Linked DNA regions of Homo sapiens: regions 1 and 2 are each linked to region 3. The links are chromatin contacts, found by Hi-C or POLR2A ChIA-PET in ENCODE. All regions are on one chromosome and are shown on one strand. The core of a region is the stretch at or near the end of the contact, and the rest is flanking DNA. Distances in the headings are between cores, read along the strand shown.

Evidence for each region. Hi-C counts contacts between places; a loop is a spot of excess contacts on that map. ChIA-PET counts read pairs that join two places held with the same protein, here RNA polymerase II (POLR2A). Pooled maps may share reads with other maps.
Region 1: a map of PC-9 shows a loop between it and region 3 (12-fold over the local background). The contact joins two enhancer-like sites. A Hi-C loop is called at or near these places in 4 of 168 maps with a recorded cell type or tissue (IMR-90, PC-9, aorta and 1 more) and 4 of 50 pooled maps. POLR2A ChIA-PET finds 5 or more read pairs at or near these places in 3 of 52 experiments (K562, SK-N-SH and activated CD4-positive, alpha-beta T cell).
Region 2: a loop to region 3 is called in a map of transverse colon, with 16 times the contacts of the local background. The contact joins two enhancer-like sites. A Hi-C loop is called at or near these places in 33 of 168 maps with a recorded cell type or tissue (CD14-positive monocyte, IMR-90, PC-9 and 22 more), 1 of 37 single-sample maps with no recorded cell type and 28 of 50 pooled maps. POLR2A ChIA-PET finds 5 or more read pairs at or near these places in 5 of 52 experiments (AG04449, H1, HEK293 and 2 more).

The regions. Positions count from the first base shown.
Region 1 is chr9:107,709,809-107,714,094 of GRCh38, reverse strand. The region is part of intron 2 of LOC105376207 (a long non-coding RNA gene); the gene reads left to right. Among named protein-coding and RNA genes, the nearest start is that of KLF4, 220 kb to the right of the region's middle. Within about 2 kb of position 1,539, at least 6 of the 41 ENCODE cell types and tissues checked have a DNase peak (open chromatin) inside an H3K27ac peak, as active enhancers do.
Region 2 is chr9:107,749,333-107,753,632 of GRCh38, reverse strand. It overlaps LOC105376208 (a long non-coding RNA gene), which reads right to left. Exons shown (of 7, transcript XR_930229.2): 2 at 1,082-1,242. Among named protein-coding and RNA genes, the nearest start is that of KLF4, 260 kb to the right of the region's middle. RefSeq lists enhancers at 1,613-1,712, 1,754-2,481. Within about 2 kb of position 2,797, at least 33 of the 41 ENCODE cell types and tissues checked have a DNase peak (open chromatin) inside an H3K27ac peak, as active enhancers do; they include CD14-positive monocyte, IMR-90, ascending aorta and 13 more, where a contact is called at or near this core.
Region 3 is chr9:107,636,240-107,640,756 of GRCh38, reverse strand. All of the region lies in intron 8 of LOC105376205 (a long non-coding RNA gene), which reads right to left. Among named protein-coding and RNA genes, the nearest start is that of KLF4, 150 kb to the right of the region's middle. RefSeq lists enhancers at 2,647-3,195, 3,196-3,744. Within about 2 kb of position 2,961, at least 30 of the 41 ENCODE cell types and tissues checked have a DNase peak (open chromatin) inside an H3K27ac peak, as active enhancers do; they include CD14-positive monocyte, IMR-90, ascending aorta and 13 more, where a contact is called at or near this core.

The sequences.
Region 1 (4,286 bases), core at 290-2,789, 75 kb before region 3:
AGTAAATTTTCAAAATCCAAACCTCACCAAGCAACTCCCATTTAAAAAATCCTGTAGGCTTGGGCGCAGTGGCTCACGCCTGTAATCCCAGCACTTTGGGAGGCCGAGGCGGGAGGATCACCTGATGTCAGGAGTTCAAGACTAGCCTGCCAACATGGCAAAACCCCATCTCTACTAAAAATACAAAAATTAGCTGGGCGTAGTGGCAGGCACCTGTAATCCCAACTACTCAGGAGGCTGAGGCAGAAGAATTGCTTGAAATGGGAGGTGGAGGTTGCAGTGAGCTGAGATCACGCCATTGCTCTCCAGTCTGGGCAACAAGAGCAAAACGTCATCTCAAAAAAAAAAAAAAAAAAAAAAAAAAAAGAAAGGAAATCCTGTAGGGCTGCAGCTCACTCCAGTTACCCACAGGATTATGCCTGAGCAATGCAACCAGACCCCCCAGTCTCCCTTGCCAACTGCCTCAGCCTCCCTCCCTCTACTCCTCCACCAGAACACTGCCTTCAATCAGGACAAATGGCTCGCCCACCTTGACACCCTCCAGGCTGTGAAGTGACCTGGTATCTTTGCTGATGCTATTCTCATCACGGAATTCATAGCCTCCCTTCTCCAACTGGAGGATGTGTCATCAAGGCTCAAGACTGACGCTTGAACAGCCCCTCATCCCATGACACCAACCTAATGCACCATCCGACCGCCATCATTACAACCCAACAGAATCCACATCCATCACTCTTGATGCTTTTCACACACACAGGGTCTCTCCACTGTGGCATTTAACACTGTAATTGTTACTTCATTGGCCAATCTCCCTAGACTGTAAGTCCTTAGAGGCAGAGTGACTAGATCCAGTCAGATTCTAGATGTCTTTCACCAGCACAAGGTCCAGCACTGGCTCCGCTTAGTGAGCCTGCTAAATGGTTGGGCAAATGGTCCTTTTCTCATGGGTAAACAGAGATCAAGGATACTTCCCTCTCTGTATGATGCCCACTTTAAGGATCTCTCTGTCCTATTTCTTACAACTGTATATGAATCTACAATTATCTCAAAAATTTTAATAAATTTAATCTAACATTAAGTTAATTTAAATGTAATTAATGAAAGGAGTCCTGTACATTGGTGCCCGCTCTCCTGTGAAGCCCTGATATATTTCTGTTGCAGGAAAAAGAGATCCCCACACCCCACATCATGCCCTGACTGCTTATCCCCCAACTAAAACCTGAGACCCCTGAATCTGGACAAAGCATTCTCCTTGGAAGTGCTGACAGCTTGCATCGAGCTTGTATTTACCAGTTTTCATTTTACTTGCATTTTACCCAGTTTGATACTGATCCTGGGGGCCACTGTGTGTCCCGTGGTCAGGGCCAATCAGAAAGGCTGGTGGGTTCCTCCCTCCAGTTCTACCTGCTTCCACTTCTTCTCTTTCCCCGCAGCCTGTGAGTGAGATTTCAGCATGCCTTGTGGTTAATGTCTCAAAGGTTTCCTGAACACTGACTGTGAGTCATGCTATCTGACAACCACTAGGTGTTCAAAGAATAATAAGACACATTTCTCTCCCATGAGGGTCATACAGACTCATGTGGAAGAGGAAGGAGAGAGCAGGTGACTCCAGCAAATGGATATGGATCCATTCGTATTAGATTGGTGCAAAAGTAAGTGCAGTTTTTGCCATTCATTTGGCAAAAACCACAATTACTTTTGCACCAATTTATATATTTTACAAGATGCTATGAGAGGACAAGAGAAGGCAGGAGGACCTAAACCTGACTAAAGATGTCAGGGAAGCAAGTCTTAGAGCTGAGACTTGGAAGATATTCAAGGACTAGGCAAGGAGACAAAGTGAGGAAGGGCTTTTTAAGGAAAAGGATCAAAAGGGCAAAGACCTGGGTCAGCACGGCCATTTCTGGAACTCCCAGGATGCCGGTACAACTGGAGCATGAATTGTAAGAAATAACAGTTAAGAGAAAACATCGAGACAAAGGCAGGCAAGGGCCAGATCATGGACAACTGGGAGATGCCTTTATCAGGAGTTTGGATTTCAAACTTGAAAGTGAATGAGGAGAAGAAATTAATGGTGTAGCTCTTAGATTAAAAAAAAAAAAAACAAACATTATCTGGAGATGTTGGTAAATCAGTCTACATGATCCCATAAACAGCTGAATTTGACCTGAGTGCTGATTAACATAAGTCACATGATTTCTTATACTCTCCATACGTTGCTGGGAGGATATTGCTTAATAGAATTGCTCTTCTGGATTGCTGGGGCTTAAACATGTAGGAGACACAGGTGAATTGCTGTAGCTCCTTAGCTATAAACTCTCCAAATGGAGTAATGGGGTGACTCATGGTAAAAGCATTTCTGCCATGGAGCAGTCTCTTGATATTGCCCTCATCGCCAAGAAAAAGCTATGTCCTCATGGCACTCGGCCAGTATATCCGGGCATCTGTTCAGCAGATGCTCTTCCCTCACACGGGATGCAATTGGCTTCATTACTTCCTGGATCACTCTCTATTATGGGAACTGCGTGTAGGGGAAAGGACACACCTGTGTTCACATCCCAGGCCTACCACTTACCAACTGTTTGACCAATGGCAAGGAACTCCTGAGCCTCCGTTTCCCCATTTCTAACATGGGAATAAGCACCCTTACCTCAGAGTGTTGTTAAATGACATAATACATGGGAAGTGCCTAGCTAATTAGAGATTCTCAAACAGAGAGAGATGGGTGTTATTAGTGTTGGGGGCCAAGTGTTGTTTTCAGCTCAGATCTTCAAAGAGGTGGAGAGGGAAGTGCTGAGGATCTCAGAGTCAAGATCTCTCCTAACTGTGTGGCTATACATCATCTCAGGGCATGCAGTGCTGGGCCAAGGAGAAGCTGGCAAGTGCCTGATCTTCCTGGCATGAGCACCGCCTTCCTCTGACTGTTTGGCTCACCATTCATGGGGATGACTGCCCATGCCCAGGAGGACACTTTCATTGCTGCCAAGGACCTTGCCAAAGGACCTGAGTTTGAAAGACTGAAGGGCCATCCTGGGAAGACAATATTTGCACAAATCCGTTTAGAAGTCCAATATTTCAATCCAGCCATTTCAGTGAGGGACAGAAGGAACTATCTCCCAAATGCATGGCAAATAAACTCAACCCAGGAGGAAAAGCAGAGAAAGAAAATTAATGCATATCAAGTTACCTAAGAAAATTATTACATATCAATTACCATTTGCTTAGAATCTACTTTATGCCAAGTATTTCCACAGTATTTCATTGATTCATCATAGAAGCTCTTTGAGGTAGGTCATATTTCACAATTTTCATAGGCATGAAAACTGAGTCAATATACTCCTATACTTGTATATTTCCTATACAAGTTATTAAGAAAATATGTCCCATATCCCACAGCTATGATGCAATATAATTGCCTTAGGATTCTAAGAAGGCTCCATCGTAGCCCTAAATTAATTTTAAATCCTGATGTCAGGGGATGTTAAATACTTTACACAGGAAATATAGTGGAGCTACAAAGGTATTCTCAACAGACAGTGATTATTCCTGCCAATCAGGACTCAGATGCTCTTTCTAGACTTACAACAAAGAATGGCCACCCTGAAGCAGGACATATTTTTCCAGCATGAGTGTAGCCCAGTATGTTTGATTAGAAAAAGGCAGCTCCCACCTTCATTGTCATTGCAAGCAGTGGACACAGGCAGCACTTTAGAAGGCACATTAGAGGCAAAATTCAGCATCCACAGAAATCAAGTGATAAAGATGAAGCATTTTCAGCATCTCCTTTGAGTAAGTTCCTAAGAAAAGACTACGTATTGTCTATGATGAGTGATAGACTCTGAAGCAAGAAGTATGTGCCTTGGTATCCACTGCCTATGATAAGATGGCATGGAGCATAGCAGAGAACTCCTGGGAGAAGAGTCGCAGTGGGATCAGAGCTGACTCCCACACTGGGTAAGCTCCAGCTACCGAAGGGCAGAGGAGAGAGATTCTAACATCAGTGCCTAATAGGTAGTCCTTGTAATTCCTTGACTCTATATTCATGTAGAAACTCTATCATCCTCCTTAATATCATCCTCGTTATTATCATTATCATTACAGAGTATGGACTCAGTCTCCCAATCATTATCAACAAATCCTCCAGTCACCTTCCTAAAGTCCTAAGTCAAAGAACTACTCTAGATACTAGTATAAAAGATTCCCAAGCTGGGCGCAGTGGCTCACACCTGAAATCCCAACACTTTGGGAGGCTGAGGTAGACGGATCACCTGAGGTCAGGAGTTCCA
Region 2 (4,300 bases), core at 1,548-4,047, 110 kb before region 3:
CATGTATATATCAAACAGAAATGCACACACACTGAAATGTTCATAGCGATGTTATTCATAATAGCCAAAAGCTGGAAACAACTCAAATGTCTATCAATAATAGAATGGATAAATTAATATAGTCACACATTGGACTACAATGATGAGAATGAGAATCTGCAGCTACATGCAACATTAGGGAAGAATTTTATAAAATAATATTGAGCCAAAGAAGCCAGGCTCACAAAAAAAGAAGATATTGTATGATTCCATTGATAGAAGCCATAAAAACAGGCAGAACCAATCTATGGTAGAGGAAGTTGACACATGGTTACCATTGAAGGGAGCATAATAACTGGAAAGGGTCAACTGGGGGCTTCTGCGCTGGTGGATTATATTTACTTTTCTTATCACTGCCTAATAAATTACCCCCAAAACTTAGGGGCTTAAAACAACAATCATTTCATTATATCTCATGATTTTGTGGGTCAGAAGTTTGGTCAGGGCTCAGGTGGGTGATTCTTTTGCTCCATGTGGTTTTGACAGGGGTCACTCAGTGGTCTTTAGCTGGCAAATGGGCTGCTTTGCAGGGTCCAAGAAAACTCTCCTAACAAATTTCCTGCTTTGTCAGGGATCACCAGAAGTCTGGGTTCCACTGGAACTGTCAACAGGAGTGCCTATATGTGGCCTCTCCAACATGGCAGTCTCAGAGTAGCTGGACCTCTTATGTAGTATTTCAGAGCTCCTGGAGAGGGTTTCCAAGAGACCCAGGGAGAAGCTGCAAGGTTTTTTATGATCTAGCCCTAGCAACATTTCCGCTTCATTCTATGGTCAAAGAAGTCATTAAAGCCAGTCCAAATTCAAGGGGAAAAGAGGAAGAATTCCACTTCTCCAGGAAAAGGACATTAATATACTTGGAGGAAATGAACTGATGGCAGTCATCTTGGAGACAGGTGACCAGAGGGAATGTTCTGCTTTTTGATTTGGGTGTTAATTATAGGCTCTATTCAGGTTGTGAACATTTATCAACCTGTATACTTCTAGGTGCCCTTTTCTATGTGTATATAATTTTAATAAAATATTGCAATCTAAACAGACTTACCAAGCAGAATAACCTTTGGAACAGACAGGTCCCATTTGGACAGGTCCCATCTCTGTGGCTGGATGGATACTCCTGCTTCACTGGAGTCACATGGCCCCTCAGCATTTCTGTGACCTTGGGTTACATAGGTGTGAAGGTCAGGCCTCTTGCTCTGTTAGGGTCTCCGTTTCAATGACAAAAGAAAACATTTATTTGGATTACTGTGAGGAAGAATGAGACAAATGAAGAGAAAACTTCTGGCATATCCTAGATGCTCAGTAAATGAGCTTCATTTCATTTCAAGCCCTGAGTGCTGCCTCAGACCCTTGACTCCTAGGCTGCCAAGGAAATTAGCAGCTAGGACTTTCTAGAAGTCTTGCCAGGAGTCCAGAGAGAGCTTGTCTTCCAGCCCCCCTTGCTCACCTTGTGAGCAGAGACAGGGGTACATTCTCAGGCACCTGTGCCCTGCAGGGAGGGCCTGGGTCAGAAGCCGATGAAAATAACTTTGCAGCTGCCAGGACTAGTCCAAAGTCCCCAAGCGCAGTGACAAGTGAATCACCTCAACGAACGCTTAGTCACTGCAAGGTACTTTCCACACAGACACATGGAGATGGTTACCAAAGAAATGTCTGCTGGCTGCTCTCACATCAGCTCAAAGAAAATGTTGTTGTAACCTTTACTTTGGAGGGGGAAAAAATAGCATCACTTTCCCTTTTCCTTTCCTTTTCTTTTTTGGAGAGAGATTCATTGGCAACATTGTTGAAGTGGTTGTTTTTATTTACCCTGGAGAAAGTTTCCAGATAGCTCTGAATCCAGAGCTTTGTATATGTAGCAGTCCCTTCAAGTCTTAAGCTCTTAGTGTCTAAGTGTGTAAACAACCCCCTTAGAGGAGACTGTCACGGACCATCCAGATCACAGGGCCTCCCATGAAGCTCCCTGATGGCAAGCAGAGTCCTCCAAGCTTTTAAAAGTCAGAGATGGGAGGTCCAAATCCCTCTGCCCTGTATTATCAGTATAGCCTCAGGGCAAAGGGTTCCAACTTCCTGAGCCCCCTACTTCTTTATTAATAACAATGAAGCTTCATTATGTGTACCCACAAGGTGGTTGTGAGAATTAGATGAGGTGGTGTGCAGAAGCATCCCCAACAATGCTTGGCATTCTCATAGTAGTTGATTAGTTAAAGTAAGTTAATCTCTCCTTCTCTCTCCTGATTCTTCCTTTGTTATTTCTCTTGCTGCCTTTCTCTTTTTAAACTCCCTCTCTTCCTTCTCTTTTCTTCCTTGCCAAACTTAATCAACCCTCATTCTCTCCTATTCTCTCCTTTCCTCTCTGCTGTCTGCGTGTTTTTTTTTCCTTCCTTTTTTGCCTTGTTTTCAAGCCTCACCCCCCCCCCCCCCGCCTCCACACACACACACACACACACACTCACAGCCATCTCTCTGGCTGGTACAGCTTTGGCATAAAGCTATTGAAAGCCAGCCAAATTCTGGTTAAAAACACTGCAATTCTTGGCCAGACTTTCTCTCCTTACAAATGAGGGTGATGTTTCAGGCATGGGAAGTCTTCCCATCCATTTAGGCCCCAGGGAAAAAAATAGCAACGCCTCAGTGTGTGGCCTTAGGTGGACAGCGAAGTGGGGCTCTGGGTATTGACAGAAATAAATCTGGTGTTTCTGAAAATTGTGAAACATGCGCAGTGAATGTGTCATCCCAGCAAAAGTGAGTCAGCTCCTAGGCCGGGGCCCAAATCTGGCCGCATTTGCTTTCTAAATAGAAAGTGTATTCCTGGCCAGCCCAACTTAGCAAATCAGCGGTCAATGAGAGTGGAAAGACAGGCAGAAAAAGAGACATGCAAATGTATACTTTGCAAGAAGGTTACTGGAAAAATCAAATTCTCTCTCTGTGATTTTAAAAAAAATCATTCATTTTCTTCTTTTCTTTCTATCCTGATATCTGCATCAAACTTTCCTTTTCATCATTATTTTACCCCTTCTGGAGTGGCCTTCAAAACTAGGAACACAGCAAAGTTGCAACAAAGCAGCCTGGAGTAATTGGGTGCTGTAAACTTTGGGGTGAGACTGACCTGAGTTCAAATTCTGACCCCACCTTCAACAAGTTCTGTGTGTGTTGTGTTGTGTTGTGTTGTGTGTGCATGTGTATGTGTGTGTGTGTGTGTGTGTGTGTCCTTGGGAAAATTTCTAACCTCTCTGAAGATTTAGTATCACTTTAACCAAATGGGAGAAATCCAGTGGAGGGTAAAGTAGGTAACATCAGCAGTGCCTAGTTTATGGCAGGTGTTTGTCATCTCTGAGTCACCTTTCTCTTTTTTAGGAAGGGAAGTATGAGGAACTCTGATGCCTCTTCACTCCCTAGTTCTCTGTCCACATGGGGTTATCTCTTTTAGAGGGTGTGAGCACCCAGAATATGGGAGCAGCAGCTTTGCCTCTTCCACTCCAGACATAGAATTTGGAGAAAAGAAGCAACACCAGGCTCAGGGCCTTCTGCGCCAGCATCATGGACAGGCAGGGCTCCCCTGCATCCCTGGCAAGCCCAGATGCTAGAATCATGTGGCCTCCACTCTGCCAGAGGAAGTGATGCAACTGCCCATTGGCTTTGGGTCAGCGTAGAAGAAAGTGTCCTGTTACAGCGTGGGCGTGGCTGGCTTCAGGGCTCCAGTCTGGTGCCCTGTTCCAAACCCACAGCAGAGGGGCAAGCAGGAGATCCTGCCTTTGTGCATAGACTGCCTGCTGTTTACCCAGCTTTGTGTACCACTATCCGGGCCCTAAAAAGGGCCCAGCCAAGCAAGTCATCTCTGGCCCTTGGCCTCTCCCTTCTCTCTGCTCCAGCTCACAAATTGCCCTCACTACAAACACCTGTTTCCTTTCTCCCAGACCCTGTGGGGTCGAGCTAGTCTATTGACCTCATATGCATGGCAGGGATATAATTGAACTCAATTATAGTAACTACATCCATTAAAAACCTATGTAATGTTCATTAAGCCGCCTAGGTAATATGCAATTAATGGCATTACCATATGAATTGTGCATTGGGTCAATAATATGCAGATTATATGTAATGTTCAGTGTATGTATTAATTACAGCACATGCTGGAAAAGCACAGCACTCCAAGCTTGCAGGTCTGTCCCAGTTAGAAACCCTTTTGATCTCATACAAATCCTATTATAGAAGAGCCTTTTCATTAATTGGAACATTTGCTTTTTGGCTCTTTACACAAAGATGA
Region 3 (4,517 bases), core at 1,712-4,211:
AAGGCATGGAAGACAGAGGAGGCTGGCTCTGGGTGAAAAACTTGGGAACGCTTTGGAGAAGCAGCAGCACTGTATCTGGGCTTTGAGTGGGAAGAAGTTCACTAGGCAGTGAAGAGAGGAAAAGAACATTCCCGGCAGAGAGGAGGGCAGATCTAAGAGCATGGGGGGCCCAGAGGGCTGTGGGGAGTTCACTGAGGGGACGGGGAGAAGTTTGGTATAAACACATGATGATGGCCAGGCACAGTGGCTCATACCTGTAATCCCAGCACTTTGGGAGGCTGAGGCGGGTTGGTGGATCGAGTGAGGTCAGCAGTTCAAGACCAGCCTGGCCAACATGGTGAAATCCCATCTCTACTAAAAATACAAAAATTAGCCAGGCGTGGTGGCAGGCACCTGTAATCCCAGCTACTCAGGAGGCTGAGGCAGGAGAATCACTTGAACCTGGAAGGTGGAGGCTGCAGTGAGCGGAGATCGCGCCATTGCATTCCAGCCTGGGTGATAGAGCAAGACTCTGTCTCAAAAGGAAAAAAACAAAACAAAACAAAACAAAACAGCAAGGGAGACGCCAAAGTGGCTAGGTGGAGCAGTGGCAGGAGTAGAGACACTTTTACCCAACATAAGGACTAGGAAGAGATGAGGCTGCCCCCTGGGATTGCAAAGCACAAGACAAATATCAGAGATGGAAAATGTCCCCATAAGAAGTGGAAAACAGGCCGGGCACAGTCCATCACGCCTGTAATCCAAGCACTTTGGGAGGCTGAAGTGGGTGGATCACCTGAGGTCGGGAGTTCAAGACTAGCCTGGCCAACATGGAGAAATCCCGTCTCTACTAAAAATACAAAATTGGCCAGGTGCAGTGACGCATGTCTGTAATCCCAGCTACTCGGGAGGCTGAGGCAGGAGAATGGCTTGAACCCGGGAGGCGGAGGATGCGGTAAGCCGAGATCATGTCATTGCACTCCAGCCTGGGCAACAAGAGTGAAAATGTGTCTCAAAAAAAAAGAAGTTGAAAACAGAGCTGTGATCCACTTCTCGGTGAGTGGTATAACCGCAGGTATACTGGATAAAACCAGAAAGTATGCTTGGCTCAAATTACTACAGCTTAGGAGTGTCAAGCATTGAGGGGAACTAAATCACCACAAGATTTATGAGTGTGCAGGGGAGGGAGGAGGGTTCAGGTTGGGGGACATTGTTCTCACCATAAGCAGCAGTGAAGGAAACCAAGTCTTTGGAACCAGTCATATTCCTCCAAGGTTGTACAAACTCAGCCTTGATATGACCTTTTCTGGGGTCTCAGGAAGAAAGAAAAAAAAAAAAAGTGCCTTCATGGTAAAGAGGTATCAGACCAATTAATAAGGCAGATTTGAAAGCTTCTGAAATGCACCTGAGCAAGAAGTCAGGTGTTGAGTTCACCTGCTCTACAGACAAGAAAAATGCTTTTTCGGTTCCTATTTAGATAAAGCTGGACATAAATCATTCTTTGAAAAGCTGTCTTGGGTGCCTTTCTTGGTGGGGGCTTAAGCCCTTTCCAAACATTGCCTCATTAATCCTGGCAGACACGAAGAGAAAAAGGCTTGACAGACATCACTTTTGATGTCACTGAACAGATGTCACTGAGTAACTGGCCTCCAACTTTAAGACACACGCAAGTTCCTGCTGGATGTGGTACAAGATCCTCCCTGCTCACTGGCTGTTAGCTACCCTGCCCTGTGGCCTGGAGGAGGGAGGGTGTGTGTGTGTGTGTGTGTGTGTGTGTATACACATACGTGTAAGTACTTTTAGTCTTAATTATACTATGAACAGAAAATGGGGCAACAGCCACTAGTGTTACTAGCTGGGTGGCTGGGATATATTTTACCAGGAAATCTATATTCTCTTCTGAAACGGCCAGATTTTTGCAAGCATTTTCCCCATCTCAGGGTGGGTGGGCTGTTGTCCTTGGTAAATGCTTTTTGTTTATTTCCAGCCCTTCCAACATGTTGGCGAATTATTGCAATATGAACTTCTAATCCGAAAAGGGGGGTGAGGAAGGGCACTGAGAAGAAGAGAAAGTTATAACAAACTCAAGCGACTGACACCCCAGTTTTACTTGTCCCTTTGGACTTGTTTAGGAGTTGGGTCCTGTTTGGTGTTTCAAAGGAGGGAAAAGATATAAAAGTACAAGGTGCCTTAGAAATGGAAATCTTCTGATGTGGCCTCTTCTTTTCTTTTTAATAAAGAAGGTTAAAGAAAAAAACGAAGAGAGAGAAGACAGGGAGAAGACAGAGAGACAGTGACAGCCAGAGAAACAGAAAGAGAAAAAGTTGGGGGTGGGGGGGGGGGCGCAAGAGGGAGAAGAGGAAAGACAGGAAAAGAAAAGGAAAAGAAAAAGAGGAAAGAAAGAAGAAAAGAAACAAAAAGAAGAGAGAGAAAGGAAAGAAAGAGAAAGAGAGAAAGAGAGAAAGCGAGAAAGCGAGGAAGAGAGGAGAGGGCGAGTGCCCCGAGGGAGTCGGGCAAAAGCGAAATCCCGGCTTCCTACCCGGGACAGCGGGAGAGCCGAGTTTTCCGCAGCGGCCGCGGGCTCGGAGCTTTTAAGGGTTTCTAATCCTGGAAGGCTGTCTGACATCACCCCGTTTCTTGTCGGCTGATGTTTCGTACAAGCCTCTCATTTCCTCAGTGTTTTCAGAGCCACCAATTACTGCAACAGTCTCGTGTTTATGTTTGCGCGCGCTCTCCTGCCTCGCTGGCCCTCCGCCTGGGAGGCTGCGCTTCCCTCCGACGCGCGGAGCCCAGAGGGGGTGGGTCGGGGGAGCGGGGAGGGGGGAATCTGGATCAGGCATTGAAGAAAAAGGGAGGGGTCCCCCTTAATTTTTTTTCATTGACTTCAGCACCATGTGATCAGGAAGTCTGGCCTCCCTCCATTTCCCCTCCCGACTAAAGGGAAACATTGTGTAGCAGCCGCCTGGGCCACCGGTGGGATGGCCTTCGCTGCCTGACGTAGGGAGATAAAAATAACCGGCATATTTAAGGCAGGATCAGGAATCCCGGCGCTCACACGCGGCCTGGTCAGTTCCCGAGGCCGCCCGGCAGGCAGCGCAGCCTGCGGGGAGGCCCCGCGCTCGACTGTGCGCGCCCCACCGCAGGCAGTGCTAGGGCGTACGACCGGACCCCGACCCTGACCCCGACCTTGACCTCGGGACCCAGGCCGACTCAGGCCTGGCTGAGCCTCCCAGATTCCCCAGGGAGGCCGAGCAAGACCGGCCCGAGGCAGTCTGGCTCAGGCTCGCTGGGCTGGGGCTGGGCCTGGGTTCTCTGTCCGGCCTCCCGGGAGACGAGAAGGAAGGATGCCGTGGCAAAGGGAGGGTAGTGCGAAGTTTGATGCCGAGGGGGGTTACAGAGCCTCTGTCTCAAGAGAAGGCGCACAAGGTGCCACCAAAAAAGCCACTTGTTTCTAGCCAGGCCCCCAACTCAGACCCACCACTGTGTGCACAAACTCTCAAATCAAATCTGCCTTCTCTATCCCCACTTTGCCTTCCAACTGCACATTGCAAAGATTTGCAAACATGTGGCAGGGCTGGAAATAAACAAGAAGCATTTAGCAGGCAAAAGGCACTGATGTGTTTCCACATTCATGCTCTCCTTGAAACCTCAACCCACACTACACAGGAAGTTCTGTTATCCTTATCTTACACAATGGGAAACTGAGGCTCGGGGAGATGGAGCCACACATGGGCAATGCTTTCCCTACCACCTCAGTGGCCTCTCGAAACTGCATGACATTGGCACATTGCTTTATCATTCTGGAAACCCCCTACCCTCTCTTCTTCCTCCTCCCTAAATAAAATTATTACCAAGCAAAAACAATGATGGTGAGCTTTCACTGACCTATGAAATCTCAGGTTTGCCCTAGCCCTGGGGCACAAAGAAGTTTTCACATCCATTTAATAATGGGAAATCTCCCTGCCTTCTGATGTCTAAAGTAACAAGATGTTTCAAAATTCCTGGCAGCTTTTCACCTAAAAACCAGATGTGCTGATGAAAAATGAACAGACATTCACCGCTAATCCAGAGATAGCAAATACCTATTTATCTGGGTAGAAGAGGCAAAGAACTTCCATTTTGGGAGATTTGGGAATTTAACCATCTATGGGGATGGAGACCCCGGAGTCTGGCAAGATTTTTCTGAATCTAAGCACCCAGCACAATGCCTAAGACTGAAAATACTCAATCCATAATTGTTGGATTGAGTGAATGGGGGGTGGGGGTGGGTTGTGGAAGGTGATAAGCAGCACTTAAAAACACATTGGGATGAGGTATGCTGGTCATATCTTTAGTGATCATATAAGCATGATCTCATTTAGTCCTTATAACTACCCTAGTCTGCAGGTATCATTATCATCCCTGCCTTGTATGTAGGGAAACTGTAGTGCAGAGAAAAACTGCCCAAGGTAACACAGCTGGGTGCTGGAATTTGAACGCATGCAATCTGACTGCAGTAGCCAAGTTCTTCACCACTAGACTAAATCCAAAGAGTTGTG